4 separate regions of the Homo sapiens genome follow, and all the other regions are linked to region 3. The links are chromatin loops, found by intact Hi-C in ENCODE. Cell type or tissue: GM12878. All regions are shown on one strand.

Region 1 (5,000 bases), 160 kb after region 3:
CTGGTAATTCATTTTTTTATTGTATTTCACAAAAACACAGTCTACAATAGATTGGGGTGGGGGGAAGAAAGGAAAAATGTGTTCCTTCATTACACATTTAGTTTGAGAAGCAGTGGTCTAGTCATATTCTATTTACAGGTGAGACAACCAAGGCTTGGAGAAGTATTCTGAGAGCTGTTTCAAGGTCTCATAATTATACAGTGGGAGAAGAGGATCTAGAACTGGGTCTTCTGCTTCTAGCTCTGGTGCCTAGCAATCTTTAAGGGATGCCATTCCTACTGAGCCATCACATTCTAGGCAGCCATAAGGGCAGCCTAGGATCCATCTCTCCTTTATCTGCAAGTTGCCCCTGGGTACCAAAATAGGAGCCAGAGCTCTGGCTAAAGACTGCCCATATCAGTCTTTGTTGGATTCAAGCTCTGGGGTTAGGGAGAGAGGACATCTCTCTGGGAACATTGCTGCTGACATCTCATTGTTCCCTGCCTTTACTGCTCACTTGCTAGTTATTACTTGGAAAAGATTGATCACTGGTGAGAAGAAATAGGAATTCAGGTTATTAGGAACGTTTCCCAAGGATATAGCACCTTTTTAATCCCACAGAAGTTCATAAATTTTCCAGCTGTGCCAGAGGCACATGGTTGCAGAGCGTGAAAGCCAACTGGCACTCTAAATGGAACAAGTGGAAAATTCTGCCTGTGAAAGCCAAAAGGAATTCTTCACCTTAATTAAGAAAAAGCTCTGCAATATTGAAAGTCTAGGTAGAAAAGACAAGACTTGGCATCTGACTTCTTTAAAATGAACTCTGCTTAATTAGGACTTAGTTAACATAAATTGGAAAAGATCAAGACCAAAGCCCATTGAATTGGGTCCAGTTTAGGAATTAAAACTGTACAGTTCAACTCCTGCCCTTGACAGCAGTTCTGCCTTCTTAGTTTTATAGGTAACAAACTTGATCCCCTTCCTAAGGGAATGTGCGTAAGCTATCTGCTTCTCTAGGGGAAATGAACTCTAGTGATTTTGAGAGATTACATTTAAAGGGCAATTTTCATTTACAGTTATCTGATTCAATACGTGTGGAGCTTTGCATCAACCAAGAACTTGTTTAGGGCCACTCTTGGTGTCCGGCTGCTTGCAAAAGTCAAATCAGTAAGCTATGTAGGACAAAATGTTACTCAGGTTGAATCACTTCATATTAATGAAATGTAAATAAAACCAGAGAAAGGGAAATTTTAGAAATCCAAATAAACACCCTTAATGTGATTTGTCTTCCCAAACAGTTCCCTGGATTCTCTTTTCTGTGTGGTCATGTCTCAAATGCCTTTTAGTGATAACCCTGAATACTCCACATTTCAACAAGATACAAACATTTCTCTCTTGTGTTCTTATTTGCTGTTTCTGTTAGAAACATGAAAACCACATCAACTAGATGGAAATCCTAGAGGAATTTAAGAAGAAAAGATCAATTGTTTGACAATAAACGTGGTAAATCCCATGTGATCAAATAAATGCTTATACATGAAAGCAAGAATATTGTACTTTGAACTCTTAACTATAAAGTTGGGCTAAAAATGATTGGGCAGACCTGTTGGTAGGGGAAGCTGTATTTCAACACAAAATCTAAAAAGTCTTAGATGATGAGGCAAAGATCAGTGGACATGTGAGAGCTGACATTTTCTACTACTGAGGTTGTTTTGTTCTTGGTTTAAGAAAATGGATCTGGGATAATCTAGTTTTTATGAACTCCTGCAAACGAAGCGGCTTTAGTTACGTTGCAGTTGTTGAAAAGGACTGACCCTTCCCTGTAGCTTTGATGTGCAGTGTGAATTTGGCAAAGGGAACTTAAGTTTGCCTTTCAGTGCTGAATGGCACCATTACCGAGGCTCATGTATCTGTCAGAAAAATCACTTCTCTCCTGGTAAAGCCCCTTCTGTCTCAGGATCATGTGAGATTCACCACACAACACTCACTAAACATGGTATCATTTTTACGTAATGAGGGAGTGAGAACTGGAACCTGATTTCATATTTTTTCCCACAGATTTTACTTTCTACTCTTGTCAGTCATATCTGCAAGGCTGACAGTTACCAGGGGCTGTGGCCAGGCATGAGGGAGAATGTGTCATTGCTGGCTGCGTTGGTCATAGCAACGTGTCTGCCTCAGAACAGATCCAGCATGGATGAGCAAACAGAAAAATGTGTAAGAAGGCTTGTGACTGAAACAGACCAAGGGTGAGTGCCGGGACTGTCCATCAGAAACTTTCAATGATCAGTAACAGGATATTCACACAGTCATTTTACTTTTCAATAACTTATCAAGTTGACAAGCAAATAATTAATAATGGTTTGTCACTGGTTGGCAACTTCTAAAAAAGTCTATGGCTGAGAAGGACACTCATTTCTCATAACCTCAGCCAGTACTGAATTACAATGCCAATCAGCAAATGTATCAAACGCCAGAACACTGTTAGCAGCAGCTGAGGCATCAGTATGAGTGAGACATATTTCTTATTCACAACAGAAACTCAGAGTCAGTGGAAGAAAAATATGTAAACACATTTTTCTAATGCAATAAGATGAGGGCTATAATAAATGTATGAAAAAAAGTGCTACAGGAACACAGATGGAGGGTTGATTGATTCTGCTTGGGAAAGTCTGAGAACGCATCACAGGGAAAGAGAATTTAGCTTCTTCGAAAGATGAGTAGAATTTATTAAAAAGGAGGTTATTTTAAGCAAAGAAGTGCATCATATGCGAAGGATGATGTCAAGGATGTGCTTGTCATTTTCAGGGTGTAAGCGTAGAGCAGTTTCATTGTCATTATCTCTGTGTGTTCAAGAGGTACATTCTCCCAATAAATCTAATTTTCAGGACTATTGTCTTCCTTTGGACTCAAAATCTAATTTGCAATGCAAATCTGAGCAGTGACTTCCTTGTTTCAACGGTCTCAGACTGCCCCTAGAAATGATGAATGCATGGGTCCCATAGGTGAATGCATTGGTCCACAGGCAGAGAGAATGGAGTTCCAAGTCAGTCAGGCCAAGGTTCAACACAAGGAGGTGGGAACTTCAGACTGGAAGCTGAAGCAGTTTCTATGGTCATTAGCGGCAGAGGCCAGCCCAGAAGACCAGGGAGACTTCACTCCAGTAGAGGCCAGAAGAAGATTCCCACTATCGGCTTCAGATTCCTCTTTTGTAAAATGAGCTAGTTTGACTAGATCTGTTGCTGGCAAACTTTGTTTCCTAGGCCCCAGGGTTCCATGAAGGTTCTTCTGTGGCTGGTGATGAGAAAGAGTAAGGCCAACTTGGGAAGGCTAAACCTCCTCCACCCCTTCACTTCACTAGAGTAGTCTGATTTCATTTGTTTTCATATTGGCAATCCACATAAGATAAGTTTGAAAATGGTATATTTTACAGTTCAGACAAAAAGGAAAACCTTGGAATAGAGAATTAAGTGCTGGTTCTCTGGGATTCCAAGCCTCCTTTACTTCCTCTGAAATCCCATAGTACTTGATTTATGCCTCTTTATAACACTCATTTTTACCCTGTGTTATTTTTTATGTTTCAAAGACGTGCACTTGTTTTTTCTCTTATGGATGTTTTTGCTCAATGAAGGCAAGTACATGGTGGCTAAACCTTCCCAGACACACTGGCCTTCTTCCTGTTCCTCAGATTCACTAAACTCATACTCTAGTGTCTTTGCATTTGTGATTTTTCTCTATCCAGAATATGTTTTCCCAGATCTCCATGAAATTTTCTCCTTCACCTATTTTAGGGATCTTCTCAAATGTGACCTTATCTGATGAAATTTCCTAAACACCTTACATATATATAAAATGTAATTCCTATTCTCCTTACACACTCTGTCACACACACACACACACACACACACACACACGTCTATTCTGTTTTAGTTTTTCCATAGCACTTAACATCACTTGACATATTTTATATTTCATTATTTGTTTCACGTCCGTCTCATCCACTAGAATGTAAATTCCAGGGGCCAGAGACCTTTCTGTGTTGGTCACTGATCTATCCTGGACACCTGGAACAGCGTCTGACATGGAGTTACCACCCAGTCACTGGAAGTATTTGAGACTCAGTTCCTGTCCAGCCAAGACCTCCTATTAGATAAAAATAAGATCCCTCTTGCAGTGACTGACAGTTCAGCCATGTTTTCTCATTGTCTATAACGTCCAAACCAGTGTGCCAACACAAACCACCTCCTCTAGTACAGTCTGAATAGAATTGTAAAGAGAGAGCATGGGATTTGGAGATGGAAGATTTGGATTTCAGTCTTAACCGTCATATACTAGTGGGGTGCTTTTAGGCAAGTGACTTAATCTCTCCAAGCTTTAATTTCCCCACCTGTAAAAATGAGGTAATAATTGACCTGTCATATAAGGTTGCTATGAGGATTATCACAAGTAAAATGTGTGAAAAGCGGTTTGCAATTTGCAAAAGACCACGTTAGATGTGGCTTCTGGAAAATGAAGCAGTAGAGAAACAGGACTCTAAGTTGCCCTTAAGCCAATACTAGTACTTCTGGCAACTACCTAATTCCTCTGGAAATGGGGATAAGGATACCCCTTTCTGTTTGAAGGTGGAGAAGTGAATCAGATGATCTAACTGAAATTCCTTCCAGCTTTATGATTCATGATTTTATGTTTGTGATGAAATCAGTAAGAAAATATTGAGCACAGAAAGTATTTTTACTGATACTACAAGGTTTTCAAATGAGTAGTCCCCCTAAACAGTCTCTTTTAGCCCTGTAGAATCATCTGTTACCATATGTAATGGAAAGGCAACTTTATTTCAAGATTTATGCTAATTTCTGTTTCCTCATATTTATACTATGTGCCTTAGCCCCATAGATTCAGAAAATAAATTATATATCTATGGAATGCATTTGGCACTTAGCTTAAATTGCCTTTCCCACTAAACTATTTTTTGTTTATTACCATTGATATAAAATGCTTGAACGCTCAGAAGGCAGTGTGTT
Region 2 (5,000 bases), 420 kb after region 3:
TCCCATTCCTTACTGAGTGTTTGTTAAGTTACTTAAACATTCTTAGTCTCCCCAGGGTGACCAAGGCCATCCGTAAAAGGAAATCCACTCCAGTAAGTGAGTTGAAGCCTTGGTCTTCATCATTTATGATGGTCAACGGAGAAGTTTCCTTTTGTTTGATGCCACCCTTCGTGTCTGTTGCAAATGGCAATGAGCCAGAACTCTGCCATGCAGATGCTCGGGTTATGCCCATGCCAGAGAGTCCAGTGTGGCTCAGGATCAATCAAAACAGAAAGTACCATCCTAAAGTCAGCGTCTGGATTTTCCCCGTCAAAACATTCAACTCCCATGGTATATATATTTTTGCTTATTCAATTCATATTTTGAATTCATATTATGAATTAGTCGAATTTTTAGATATGCTTAGTTGTTGGTCCATGTCACAGCTATCTAGCCTGTAAGGACCATTTCTTCTTGCTCTTATCTTGAGAAAATCACACACTGGTGCTTAGTTAATAAATAGTTCTTGATTATGGAAATAATTATGGCCTTGGAAGAATTCTGTTTATATAAGCAAGAACTCTTAGGTCTTAATCTTGCAACTGAAAGGGATCATAGAGACCCAGGTCTTCAAGTTGAAGGGAAACTTGCCGAGGGCCACACAGGCACTCAGAGGCAGGCCCAGATTTGACTGTTCTCTCTCCAAGTCCATTTTTCTTCCAACTTTATCATGTTGCCTCCCTATACAACCCTCTAAACTACTTCTCTCTCTTTTCTAAATCCATTTTTTTTCTGATTTCTCTTTCTGCCACAAATGTTCCGAATTTATGAAGAAAGAAAATGGAGAAAAGATTTGAGTAGACATTTCTGGTTTCCATGCTTGGATTGCTTCGGAGGATTAGTTTTACTGTTCCAGCTTGTTTCTTTATCAGTTTAAAGGGCAAAACAACTTCCACCCTTTTGAGGCAGCAAGAGGTCAGTCCTCTGCCATCCTCCCCCACGGCCAGGCAGAGCCAACTGCAGCCCATGGGTACCTTCCACCGCCTTCTTCCCTGGGATGGAGTCAGACAGACCTGCAGAGGGGCGACCACTCAGCTTGGGCAGCCAAGGCAATACCTGTCATCACTGTAGTGGGCTTGAAGCCCAGTGTCCTTCACTGCCAGCCTTGATGGCTTTAGCTGTGAAAACTCTCCTGACAAAGGAGGCTCTCACAGGCTCCAGTCATGGGAGCCCTACAGCCAGGATTTCAGGAAACTAGGGTGGAATGGGCAGAACAAGAGTTTGTCCAACAACTGAACAGGACAGGAGGTTCCTACTGCTTGGAAATCTATTTGTGTGTTCCAGAGATGTGCAGAACAAAGACCTACACATGGTTATTTTGGCAAGAACAGGAAGGTTTAGATTATCCTTTTCCACCCCGTGAAAGTGGCCACCTAAGATGTGAGTGTTGAAGGAACATCTGTTTTAACACTAACAGAGCCTCAGTGAGGGTCTCACCATGGTCTTCACTTCACAGACATAGCACAAGCAATAAGAAAGCTGCAGCTGTCGGATGCACACACAGTTAAAGGCTTTGCCTCTCCTTTTTATCTCAGTGTTTCCAACATGACAGTGAGCACCGCGTGTTCTCCAATGGGCTCTGCTCCTTTCTGCTCCCACCAGCAGCTCTGAAGTATCATGTAAGACCACATGTTGCCTCCTTAAGGTGATTTTTGGAGAGGGAATTTGGGAAATGACAAAATCAAAATATCCAGCATGAGCCTTTGCACATCGTTCATGCATTGGGTGCATGAGATGATAGAATTGGATCTGGAGGCATATGCTATGTGTAGAACAGCTTTCCCCATCTGGAGCCCAGGTGTGCAGGTTCACCCCTGAGTCCCAGACATCGGTATCAGTGAGTAGTGAGAGCAAGACAAATCCATCTCACCTACCCTTGTTCCACAGAAATGATTTTACCCCTTGAGGTACAAGGTCAAGCTCTAATTTTATTTGTAGATCAAGTTTCACAATAATTGAGCATTTGAACATGCTAAGAAAGATGGGATTTTGTAACTCATTGTTGAAAGGCAATGTGGCATAATGGTTAAGAGTTTGCATTCTGAAATTAGAGAAACTAATTCTGAAATTACAAATTTGTTCTCTTTGTGACCTTAGGAAAGTAATGCAATTTGTCCAAACTTCAGTTTCTTCATCTATAAAATAAAGATAATTATAATTCCTACCTAGAAGTATTGGTGTAGTTATGAAGAAGGAGACCACTTGTGAAAAACATAAAATACTACAAGGCCACTCGTGTCACAAAGATGCAATTCACTGGTTACTATCATTACTATCAATTTTAGAGGCACAGACTTCCTTCTAAATAAGACTCCTTTCCAAACACGTACATCTAGAGCCATTCATTCTATCTTCTCCCACTGTTAGAATGTCCTTATCTTAAGCCAAAATCTCACTACCCTTGTTTTCTGGCCTTTTAATTTGTACCTACTTTTTGAAACCGCATGGAAAAACTCAAATCCCTTTTTGTAAAGGCATTGACTGGGCCACTGTTTTGCACAGCTCAAAGGGACACAGTTCACACTGTAATCTGTGTCAATGGCACCCCCTGGTGTCCACCCCACTGGAGAGGTAAATAGGGAGGATAGAAGGGAAGAAGGGAAGGGTTGTAGAGAGGCTGGACATACTCTTTTCCATGAAAATCCCTGGTGAAGTAAGGATCGCACCAGTGTACTACCTTCCCCAAACAAAGCAGCTACAACTCTACCAACACTTCTTCATAGGACATGATCTCACATCAGAGCCCATTGTGCTTTGACCACGTTTTTCTTAAAGTGAGGTGCTCAGAGCTAAGTCAACATTCCAGGTGAGACATGACCAGGGCCCAGGAGAGCAGAATTCAACCTCCTTCATTTTTCTGTATACCATAATTAGGATGCCACTGTGATACAAGACAATCTTAGTACTGAATTCCTAGAGCAATTATTTTCTGAGCAACAGGCTTGGTTTTTAATCATACATTGTCCTATAATATCACTTCACTTGTCATGAATTGTTACCCATTTCACTTTATATAAGTGAACTATATATGTGTGTGTGTGTGTGTGTGTGTTTCTTCATACTGTCTATGTTGGGAGTTCCCTGAAATATATGTTTTTAGACATTTTAATGACTCCTGTTAAATCTAGCACGTTTCTGGGACCATAAAAATGAATCTAATTCGAATATTTAGGGAGAACCAAAGCAAAGGGACAGCATTTATTAAAATTTAAAATGGCCACTGTGGAAATGGAGTCAAGCTATTCTGTGCACACAGTGTTGCTGGGATAAAACACGCTAGAAGAAATGGCGGTAAGTTCTTATTTGGTCAATGAATCATAATTCCCCAAAAGACAAGCATGATGCTTATGGCAGCCCTTAGTAATAATTCTTCATGTGTGGTTTTCTTGCTCATATTTTCTATGTATGCGGTGATTTCCAACTACACTCTGTGGAGCCCGTGGGGTTCTGAACGGATGCTCCCAGGATGTGTGGGAGGGGCAGGAAGAGCAAGAGTGGAGGGCGGGGCTCCTGTCAGCTTTCAGTTTCCCCTAGAGCCGTCAGCCTTTCCCTGTTGTATGTATTGGCCCTCCCTGTAATATTTCCTTTGGGAATAAAAAGTTTAGAAACCATAAGTCAAGTCACACCCTGGTCACCTCAGACTGGCAGGGAGTATGATCACTTTCATGTTTCGTCTCACAAAATGGATTTCTAGGTGAAGTATATTTAAAAAGAAGGTCACCAGGCACAGTGGCTCACGCCTGTAATCCCAGCACTTTGGGAGGCCGAGGCAGGCGGATCATCTGAGGTCAGGAGTTTGAGACCAGCCTGGTCAACATGGCGAAACCCCATCTCTACTAAAAATACGAAAATTAGCTGGGCATGGTGGCGCGTGCCTGTAATCCCAGCTACTCGGGAGGCTGAGGCACCAGAATTGCTTGAACCCGGGAGGCGGAGATTGCAGTGAGCCAAGATCGTGCCAGTGCACTCCAGCCTGGGTGACAAAGCAAGACTCTGTCTCAAAAAAAAAAAAAAAAATTAGGTTAATTTCCACATTTGGCCCTAATGTGGTCAAAACTTCAACAGCTGTGGATTAAAGAGAAAGCGACCACACCATCATCACCATCACCCTCTCTATCCCTGTGAAGCCCCAGACACACACAGTGGAAATGGAATTCAGAGCTAGAGTAAACCCAGGGTCTTGACGGACACTTTCGAAACAGCACTGCAGGTTTGTGATTTCCTTCAGATTTGGAGAGAGTCTCTTGATAACTCCTACCCTCATCTTCTGTTTTGATGGCAGAAAAAAGGGCACTATCTGTCTTTGTTTTGTGTTGCTATAACAGAATACCACAGTCTGGGTAATTTATAAAGAAAATTTATTTCTCACAGTTTCAGAGGCTGGGAAGTCCAATATCAAGGTGCCAGCACCTGGCAAAGGCCTTCTTGTGGTGTCATAATCTGAGAGAAGGCATCTTATGGCGAGAGAGAGGGAGCGTGCCAGCCCAAGTCTGTCTTCCTCGTCTTATAAAGCCACTAATCCCATCATGGGCCCCCACTCACGTGACCTCATCTAACCCTAATCACCTCCCCCAAAGGCCCCACCACCAAGTACTAGCAACATAATTTGGAGATTATGTTGACTGTTTCCTTTCTCCACCTCTCAGCTTGATTCTCAGAGTTCCATGTGATTGGAGAGGCCAGGGTGGGGGGCACTCTGACATCCACCTTGACCAGTACATTGTAGCTGTGCTGGACAGACCTCCTTTAAGAATAACACTTTTCATAAGGATTATTGCTAAAACCAAACTTCTCATCTTTTTTTTTTTTTAAGAGACAGAGTCTCGCTCTGTCACCACGATCTCGGCTCACTGCAACCTCCGCTTCCCAGGTTCAAGCAATTCTCCTGACTCAGCCTCCCTAGTAACCAGGACTACAGGCGCACACCGCCATGCCCTTTTTTTGAGATGGGGTCTGTCACC
Region 3 (5,000 bases):
AAAGGTTGACGTTTTATACTAAACTAGATTAAACTTTTTAATATCTCAAAGAGATGGAAAAGCTGAAGAATGTGCCTAAGGTGTCATCAAGGGATAAAACATGGATAAAGGCAGTAAGTGGAGAAAAAAAAAAGAGTTTTAGGCTTGTGTTCCACTGGGTACAGAGCTTGTGGTTTTCTGGTTCCATCTGAGAGCGAGCGAGCTGCAAAGCACAGTTGACCTTGTGGTTGGAGGACCAGCTGTGACACTGTCTGTGTGGATCAATGACTCCTGTTGGACGTGAATGGGGTATCTCAGGGACACCAGCTGGGCTGTGTGAGGCCAGCTAAGAGCAGATGCCGCCCCTGTCCCTGCCTCTGCACCCCTCCTCTACCTTCAAACACTGCTTTGTCACTACGTAAGCTTCCTGTAGTTTAGATGACATTTGAAAGAAAAGGTGTGAAGGGACCGTGAATTGACAAAGATCTAGTTTCTACCATCTGGCATAATTAGGAAGTAATTTGAATTAGAAATTAAATTATTGTAGAGAAATAACATAAGTTTTATTCCTTGCACAGTTACCAGTGGATCACTTTTGAATACTTGTGCTTTCCGGGCACGTCGTATTCTCCAATAAGTTGTTGGTATAAATTTTTTCCACTCAAATAGCCATTAAAAGGGTTGAAAAACTACCTATTGGGTACAATGTTTGCTATTTGGGTAATGGGTACATTAGAAGCCCAATCTCTACCAGATGCAATATACCCATGTAATAAACAGGCACAGGTACCCCCGAATCTAAAATAAAATAAAATTAAACAAACAAACAAACAAACAAACACATAGCCATTATGGTTTACTAGATCTGCCCAATCCCTCTTGCTTCAAATCATTGGTCCTGGTAATTCAGCAAGGAATTGAAAACCCCAACACATTTTATTTTCTTATTTTTGACTATGAAATTAATATATGGCAATTAGAGAAATTTTTGAAAATTTAAAATACATAGAAAAAATTTTATCCAAGTATTACCACCTAGAGAATTCTACAGTTAATAGCGTCTTATATTTCTTGCCAGGATCCTGTCTTCGCATAGTTAACAAAGTTGTCATTATAGTGTATGTGCAGGTTTTTCCTCTGCTTTTTGAACTCTGTTATAGCATAAACACTTTCCATGTTATAGCAAGTTCTTTATAAACATTTCAATGGCTGCATAATAGTCTATCTTGTGAGTTTATGGTAATTTATATAATCACTTAGCTATCGTTGCTATCAAACAAAATTGCTAACACTGCCAAGGACATCTTTATGCAGTGTGGATGGGATAGAGACCGGAAGGCACTATATGGATCTTTGTTTAGAGACAGTGCCCTCTTAGGAAATACCACTTGCAGGGGGCCCCATGTTGTAGGCTAGTCTCTTAGCTCTTTCAGAGTTAATGTCTCACAGGGCTCTGAGCAAGCCTGGGAAGAGGTCTGGGGATGGAACATATAGGCTGAGGGCCTGTTATGTGCCTGACACACAGTTAGGCACTTCTGTGACTATTGTTGTGCATTCTTTACAACTGCCCTACAAAGTGGATAGCATCTCCATTTTGGAGGAGAATCCCGAGGCTTAGAAATATGAAACGACTTTCCCAAGGTCACAGTCAGGGAGTGGCAGGGTCTGGCTGATTCCACAGTCCAGGTCCTTCGCGTGGCCCTCATTTTATTCTGCAGGCTTTGGTACCTTGTGGGACACACTTAAAAGGCCAAGGAGTCCCCGGGTTTGGGGCGGTGTGGGGTAGATACAGCCCTGTCGGCTGCTGCTTTGTCTTGGGGCTGGAGATGGGGTGGATTAGGGCAGGAGACAGCAAAAGGGAAAACTAGCAAAACTAGAGATTTGCTAGTTAATGATGTTTTCTTGCAATTTTTTTTGGGGGGGGGCACGCAAAACATGTCTTGTGGCTCTTGTACTCAGAAGGCTGGAGGTAAGAGTTTGCTGGCTCTTGGCCAGGTGTGGTGGCTCACATGTATAATCCCAGCACTTTGGGAGGCCAAGGTAGGTGGATCACTTGAGGCCAGGAATTTGAGAAAAGCTTGGCCAACATGGCAAAACCCCATCTTTACTAAAAATACAAAAAATAGCCAGGCATGGTGGTACACGCCTGTAGTCCCAGCTACTTGGGAAGCTGAGGCATGAGAATTGCTCTAACCCAGGAGGTGGAGGCTGCAGTGAGCTGAGATCGTGCCATTGCACTCCAGCCTGGGCAATAAAGTGACTCTGCCAAAAAAAAAAAAAAAAAAAAAGTTCCCTGGCCCTCAATTTCCCTGAGACTTCTTTGGAGAGAAGTGAGACTTACTCTCTGTCCCTTTAATAGTGAAATGTCTTGGTGCGTTGGGCCCGGACTACCGTAGAAGTCTGAATAACTTCTCCACAGTTTCTTCCTTACTGGGTCAGTAACTCTGAATGGGCTTTCAGAGTTATTCTGAAAGATCACCACTAGGAGATGCACAAGATTCAAAGAAGTTAGAGCAGTGCTTGGTGATTTTTCTTTCACGTTTATCTGAGCTTTGCAGGTTTCTTTTGTTCTAAATTCATTGAGAATTGAGGGCGAAAATGTCAGTTTCTCAGATCCTATTAATTCTCCAAAGTGAAAAAAATCTACACTTGCCCGTAGTCACATCTAGTGAAACAGGCTGAAGGAACTGACAAACCAGATGCCATGTGTTAAGGATAATAATATGCGTAGCGCCTGATTCCTTTCAGGGAGATGTCAACACTGTTTTGTCACTTTGGTAGAGGACAGTGATGATGGCAGTGCAAATGGTTAACATTTATTGTGATTTCACTTCGCACCAGGTACCATGCTAATGCCTTTAGGTTCTCTTATCACATTTAACCCTCCTGTACACTGTCTCAATTCATGGACACAACAGTTTTGTTACCCTCATTTTGCAAGAAGAGGAAATTGAAGCATAGGGAGGTCGAGAAACTTATCCAAGTTTACCCACCTAGGAAGCAGCTGAGCTGCCATTTAGACTCAAGTTTCTCTGGCCCCAGAGCTGCTCACTTAACCAGTTAAGTATTCTGCTTCCTGGTTTTTATCCCAACTTGACAGATGAGGAGCCATTTGATAGAGGTCAGAGTAGTTAAGGAATTTGTTCTGGTTCTCAGCTGATTAGGGAAGAAGCTTAGACTAGGTGTCCCTTCTCCTGGTCAAGAGCGTTTCCCTTCTTTATCTTGCAGGCGCAGTGTCTGCTAGAGGCTACAAGAAAGAAAGAGGAAAGGTGGGGGCTCATTGGTGGGGCTGAGTCAAGGGGATAAGGGGATCTCAGCACAGAGGAAACAGTGGAAGGTTGCTGCGTGGCGGATTCTGCTACCACTGGGCCCTTGTGGGCTGCGGCCACCTTAAACCTGGCTTAGATCATGGGCTGATTGGATATGGCCTATCTCTGGACGCTGGGTAGAATAAGCTGAAGTGGATGGAGCAGCTTGAACAAAAACACTCTGCAACCCTCTTTGAGTCTTCCTGGCTTTGGAACTCCCTAGTCAGCTCTGTCAACACCGGGTGGCAGCCATCCCTTCCTGGAGGGGAGAGGTGCTTTGAGGTCCTTTCTTCCATCTTTGCTTAGCTCCATGACAGTGTTGGAACACAAAGCTGAATGATCTTACAATCTTTTCCTGTGCTTGTATGGATGTATGGGTTTGCTTTTTTTTTTTTCCCCTCTAGTCCAGATTTCTATCGCTTAGACACTGGTCTTCAAGAGAGGCTCACAGTTGTCACTCATGCAACCTTTATACTTATTCACACCCCACTCTATTCTTCTGACCATCAGCAGCTTCCTTTTCTTGGAGACTTCACCCTTGCAATGATCCAGGACTTCAAAGCTTGGCATGGCAGTGGAGGCCTTCTCCTGCTGTGGGTTAAGACACTGTCCCCAGGAGTCCCTTTGTGCAATACACAGTGCTGAACGACATGGAAGGATGGCACAGTTACCTCTCCAGAAGAGAGTGAGGCACCAGACCAGCTAGTTGAAATCCTTGGAAATTATGGATGAATGAATGTAATAGAATGTGATTTGATAGAGTGGAGAGGGTGGTTCTGGGAGGTGGAGGGGAACTCTTCGCAGCATTGCTATCCAAATGACATACTATAAATCAGGGGCCTCCAATCCTTGGACCATGAACTGATACTGATCTGTGGCCTGTTAGGAACTGGGCCACACAGCAGGAGGTGAGTGGCAGGTGAGTGAGGATTACCACCTGAGCTCCACTTCCTGTCAAATCAGTGGCGGCATTAGATTCTCACAGGAGGGGGAACCTTATCGTGAACTGCGCATGCGAGGGACCTAGATTGTGTGCTCTGTATGAGAATCCAATGCCTGATGATCTGAGATGGAACAGTTTCATCCCAAAACCATACCCACCCTCCCTTTGTGGAAAAATTGTCTTCTATAAAACCAGTCCCTGGGGCCGAAAAGGTTGGGGACCACTGCTATAAATGATGAATGAGAAAACCAGGCTTTAAGTCTTTCCCTCTCTCCCTTCCTTCTTTCTTCCTTTGTTTTTTTTTTTTCTTTTTCTTTTTCTGTTTTCTGACGGGCTTGTGAGCACACAGGTATGTGCTTCAGTGGCAGTCAACAGTTTTGCTGATTTCTTATTGTAACCTAGGCTAAAAAAATATTGGACAGTGAGTTGATAGTTGATAGTTGATTAAAAGTAATGGCAAAGACTGCAATTAATTTTGTACCAACCTAATAGAATTCTAATAAAGCTGGCTTAACTGGTGAGTATAAACTTTGCTGATGCTAGTTTCCTCTTCTAAAAATTAGAGATTTGGATAAGAAGAGTTTTTGGAAGTTTTGAGAGTCTCATTCATTCTAATATTTTATTTTTGGGAAAAAATGGGGATTTCAAACTGATATTTTGAGCAAGACAATGATACAAATCTTTAAAAACACAATGTGGATAAGGGTGTTGGGGTGGGTTCTTAGTCTCCAGGGTTGTTACGGATGCAAAGAGTGAGACCCTTGCCAAGG
Region 4 (5,000 bases), 210 kb after region 3:
ATGGGGAAATCATTAAACCCACCAGAATTCCTTCAGGGAGAAAATCCTGTTAATTTGGAAGGTACGTAGATGCTAAATACTCAAGGGATCTGCTTCGGGGCAAAGCTGTACCATAAGAGGAAGAGCATTTAGCTATTGTTCTAAGAGATAAGGATGAGGAAAGGGAGAGTGGAGGTGGATTGAAGATGATGGCTGAAGACCACACACCCAGCAAATCTCAATGACATTGACTAAATCCTGAAGTGCTTGAACTGAATGGATTTTTTTAAAAAAGGAAACAATGAATGGACTCAAATTATCCATTCCTTGTGAATATAGGAACGTGGAAACAAAGAGGGAACCAAGGCACAGCTATTCAGAGAATACGAGATGGCCTTCTCAGGGTTCAAAGAGATAGATTTGGGGTTTGGGCCAGGTTTAACCAAATCTCTCAGGATTGCAGCTGAGGAGCAAAGAAAAGGGGAAGCTGATATCTGGATGACAATATCCAAATGAGTTGCATCTCCAAAGCAGAGAATTGGCCATGGGTCTTAAGGAATCATCCAAGTTAAAGCAAAATAATACTTCAGCCCTCTATATAAACATTCCTGTAGCCACTGCCCCCTAGACCTATAGTTTATAAATCTCAGTCTACCCAGTATGCTGATGGAGGAAAAGCTTTCACCTAAACACCGACCGTGTGAGTTGTTCATAATACTAAATTCATTTAACTTACAGAACTATATTTCAAAATGTTATTTTTCTGACATAATTGTTCGTTTTTAAATGAATTGATGGCTTTTGATGTCTTTACGTGGCAAAATTAAAATGTGTCAACTTCGTGTTCATTTTCTAAATTTCTTAGAGATTTTATTGGTCTATAAAATCCAAAATTTGAAGAACCACCTCTTTTAATATGACCCATAGTATCATTTCAGTTAGCTAATTTGCTCTGAATTAAATGGCAGATTTATTTTCAGTTCCTGAATTCATTACTGGTGGTCATGGTTGGTGTGGTTTATTAAGGCAATTCCTTTTCGAGTCACATCATTCGTAGCCTCTTCAAATTAAAATTTGTGAACAGGTATACTGCCACAGGTACCCTGAAGGCTGTCTGCATATGAACAGGGTTTGGTTTTGTAGTCAATATGCCATTCAACAAGATGAACCCCACAGTTAGTAAAAACAATAGCTTGCATTGTATTATTACAAAGCAGTGTTTGTGTAATGATTACATATTTTCACTTACATAATTATGAAATGTACAAGTGTGACTGCTGCACAGTAATTAGTCACAAATGGCACACATTTCATGTAAATGGCTGCAATTCCTGTGACTCTTCCTATTGGGGCTAGCTTCATGAGCGTGTGACCTATCTAGTCCCACAGGGTCCCCTTGCTCAAGAGGGCCCCATGTTTGGTTTAATGTGCTGTGGCTGCTGTCTTGAAATTGTTCATAATTTTTGACAAGGGGACCCACCCCACATTTCCCCTTTACACTGAGCCCTCCAAATTACATGGCCATATCCAACTGCTATTGCAAAGATTCAAGCTGGGCTGGGAGGTAGAAATAGAAGGACCAGGTAGAGAGGCAGGGAGCAAGACTGAATCCTTTTAGTCATCTCAGGAGCCTCTGCCTCCAATCCAACAAGAAGGGCTTCTCCTGTTACTTAGAAAGTCTTGGCTCTTTTATTCAACTGGAACAAGGAAGAAGAATTAGCTTTTCAGAAAATAAAAAGTTTTGGTTAGGTCACAGTAAGGGGGAGCTGGGGAGATGCTATGGTTTTGATATGTCCCCAGATTTCATGTGTTGGAAACTTAATCTCCAAATTTGTATGTTGATTGGAGATGGGGCCTTTTGGAAGTAATTAGGATTAGATAAGGTCATCAGGGTTGGAGTCCCCATGATGGGACTGGTAGCTTAATAGGAAGAGGAAGAGAGATCTGAGCTGGCATGCTCTTGCCCTCTCACCATGTAATGGTGAGAAATCAATGTCTTTTCTTTATAAATTACTCAGTCTGTGGTATTTTGTTATAGCAACAGAACATGAACTAAGACAGATAATTGATACTGAGGAGATGGGCTATTGCTAGTAAGAAATACCTGAAAATGTGGAAGCAGCTTTGGAAGTGGGTAATACATAGAGGCTAGGCTCTGAGAATAACTCACAGTGGTCAAGTGGCCTAGGAGGTGCCTTCAGGGAGACCAGAAGCACTTGATGGGATAAATAGTGGTCATAAGATAGGCAGTGTAAACTACCTCACTCTTCCCCACTCTTCCGTAGCATCTGCTGTGAAGATACTGTTTCTTATGGTTTTGTTAGTGGATTTCTTTGTGGAGCTCAAAGTTCTGAACCCAGGTTGATTCAACGTGAAAATAAACATTGATCGTGCAGGCTCAAGGAGCCAGAAGACAGGGGTCGGGGGATGGAAGGCGGGACAGTGGGCAATTGGGCTCAGAGTGATGTGTCCTCAGTGAGAATTCCAGTTTTGCCATAATCTTCCCTGTGAAGTTCTGAGAATGAGTGTACAATGCCATAATGTCCTGGACTATGGTGGGGATGGTGGGTGTTCCCCACACTTGAGCAGAACGAAGCCTGTGTAAGCTGTGAAACTGTCAGCTTTGGAGATTAGTCATCCTTGCTCAGACCCTATAAAGCTTTTGCATTAGTTAGGCTGATGTTTCACTTTTAACTCATATAATAGGCTTCAGACACTTGGAAATAGTGCTTTTATCATTAGGTATGTTGCCATTTTTATTTTTTCAAGTTTCTCGCTCTCTCTCTCACCACATAAGTACACTTAAAGCTTTACCCTTGCTATGAGGTTAACCTAAGGCAGAGGGTATGTTGCCAGCTATAGGCCAAAAGTCTGGGTAGGCATGCGAGAAAGAAATATTTTGGTAGCAATATAGCTTAGGAAGTCAATATTTTTTAACATAAGTGACAGCAAATATTTACAAATTCAGGCTACTGTGGGTGTTCAGATTCTGAGTGAAAAGCAATCTCATGCACTGATATTTACTTTGAATATGTTCTCCTTTTTTCAGCACCCATGACTAATTCCCCTTTTCACAGGGTGAAGAGCAAGTTGGCTCTTGATCTAGCCAGAAAAAAAAAAAAAGGTTTTCTTATACTTCTGGTAGTAGGCATGTGGTTAGAATACAGGAGTAAGAAAACAAATGTGACTCTTAAAATTATAGTACACATTAATAAACGAACTAAACATCTAAATGTTGCTAAAGTGACTGAATCACAGATCCACTGTTTCTTACTCTGGTTTTTGCTAGAGGGGCAATGAACATGTAAATTGAGGGTACAATGCAGCAAATGAACTAAATTAGAGACTTTATTTGAGTATTGTTGATGCCGGGAGAGATGAGAAAAATAAGACAAACCTTGCCTTCAAGGAACTTATATTTGTGAGGAAAATACATCAACAAAGCAAAGTCAAGTAATCATAAAAATATGAACGGCTCTTTAACAGTAGAAGGGAGGGAGAAAGCTGAGCGTGGTTAATTTATACATGGAATGTATGAAGTTGTTTCAGAGAGGCAAGAAATTATTTGCCTCTCTGAGTCTTCCTGGAAACAGTCTCCCTGGAGGAGGTAGATTTGAGTATTGAAAGGAGCATTCTAGGCAGGCAGAAGGCATGAGTGGAATCACAGAGGTGGTGAAAGATCCATGAGAGTGAGATGAGTAAGCCAGGCTGGCTGATGTGAGGTTTTGGGATGGTGAATAATTGGAGACTGTGCTGGAAATAGCTAGTGCATTGGACTCCAGAGGGTCTTAATTGGTGGGACAGGAGCTTCTGCATGCACCATGAAAGACCTGCTCTGACACAGTGAAAATCTCTGCATCTCCCTTTCCCACTGAGTCATCTTAGGCTTCCCTCTCTGCTTTTCCCTTGAAGCCAGGAGTCCATTCCCAGTGGGCAGGCCCATCCTTCCTGAAATCCAGCACAAGATGAGGCCTGGTAGGTGAGTGTGCAGGGCCATGGTGCAGACTCCTCCAAGCTCATCATTACTCCAGCTTGGTCAGGGTCTGTTTGGAAAATGGAGTGGTGACATCCTCTTGCCTCAGGATGTGTGGAAGCTCCTTCCATGTATACAGTAGAAACAGAGCATCTCTGATCCTTTATTACCCCCAGAACCCACTCTCCTGGCTCCTGGCCGAAGGGCCTGAGAAGCAATTGTAAAATTGGGAGCTTGCCCAAAGGACCAGTACTATATAAAGATTCATTTCAAACCCTGAGCAAGGCGTTACGGATGCAGACCTGATAATGAGCCATTATGAGAAAATGAAAAGCACAGACTTTGTGGTGGTGCCCTCAGAGCTAAGTAATTCTGGAGAGTAATTATGAAGCAGAAGAATGATTATACAAACTGCAGACTAAACATTTAGGCCCTGTGTGTGAGGCCAGCTGACAAAGCAGAGGTAATTAATAGGCAGTTACAATGTGGAAGATTCTGGAAAGTAGAGTTCTGTTGTCTGAAATTTAGTCTGACAGAGGAATATTAGCAAGATAAATGTATTTGGACCAAGCACTCCCGAGAGGAAGGGCATGCTCAAATTGTTTCTGTAAAAAGTCTCTGGCGGTGTTTGGCTCCCTTCTGCGTCCTTCATGAAACAGTTCTCCTTGAGTATTACGGTTGGCAAGCATGTGGGTGGGGGAGATGTCACACGCACCCGCTCCAGCTGTACAAGCAAGCCACTGCGAGGATTAGACGCTTGTTAGTTATGAACTTAGGTGTCTGGTCTGTTTCTTTGCCTTTCAAAGGCACTTCCTGGCAGAGAGGTACAATGGTGCTTTGCAGGAAACCCTGTGCCCACAGCATCTGTTCTGCAGCTTGGCAGACCGCAGCTGGCCCTGAGCATGGCCTACTAATTCTCTGGGTCAGGTGTGGCTGTGGTGAGATGGATCTCAGCCAGGTAAGACCCTCTAATCTCTGTTTTCTTTCTCCTGCCATAGATACACTGATGATTGGAGGGTATGACAGGAATTCTTGCCTGCCTTTGGGT

The links. A loop is a pair of places that touch in the nucleus more often than their neighbours do. Peaks named below come from ENCODE experiments on the same cell type or tissue, not always from the same donor. Only the 100,000 strongest peaks of a DNase experiment are listed, where the experiment ranks them.
Region 1: it touches region 3 in a loop (5-fold over the local background); 12 of 110 quality-filtered maps call a loop at or near these places.
Region 2: a loop joins it to region 3, with 9 times the contacts of the local background. A loop is called at or near these places in 105 of 110 quality-filtered maps.
Region 4: it touches region 3 in a loop (4-fold over the local background); 10 of 110 quality-filtered maps call a loop at or near these places.

Annotation. Positions count from the first base shown.
Region 1 is chr2:37,568,965-37,573,964 of GRCh38, forward strand. All of the region lies in intron 1 of LINC03063 (long intergenic non-protein coding RNA 3063), which reads left to right. Among named protein-coding and RNA genes, the nearest start is that of LINC03063, 9.0 kb to the left of the region's middle. RefSeq lists enhancers at 1,814-2,123, 2,224-2,283. In GM12878, no CTCF peak of the experiment used is centred here; a DNase peak (open chromatin) is centred at 2,067; H3K4me3 peaks cover 885 bases; H3K27ac peaks cover 4,707 bases.
Region 2 is chr2:37,830,193-37,835,192 of GRCh38, forward strand. The region is part of intron 2 of PIRAT1 (PU.1 (SPI1) induced regulator of S100A8 and S100A9 alarmin transcription 1); the gene reads right to left. Among named protein-coding and RNA genes, the nearest start is that of PIRAT1, 43 kb to the right of the region's middle. RefSeq lists an enhancer at 3,295-3,354. In GM12878, a CTCF peak has its summit at 2,579 (motif pointing left); DNase peaks (open chromatin) are centred at 2,579 and 3,500; H3K27ac peaks cover 1,220 bases.
Region 3 is chr2:37,412,142-37,417,141 of GRCh38, forward strand. No RefSeq gene overlaps it. Among named protein-coding and RNA genes, the nearest start is that of QPCT, 70 kb to the left of the region's middle. RefSeq lists an enhancer at 4,586-5,000. In GM12878, CTCF peaks have their summits at 2,466 and 3,534 (motif pointing right); a DNase peak (open chromatin) is centred at 2,500.
Region 4 is chr2:37,621,644-37,626,643 of GRCh38, forward strand. No RefSeq gene overlaps it. Among named protein-coding and RNA genes, the nearest start is that of CDC42EP3, 47 kb to the right of the region's middle. RefSeq lists an enhancer at 3,543-3,812. In GM12878, no CTCF peak of the experiment used is centred here; DNase peaks (open chromatin) are centred at 2,628 and 4,728; H3K4me3 peaks cover 1,568 bases; H3K27ac peaks cover 4,878 bases.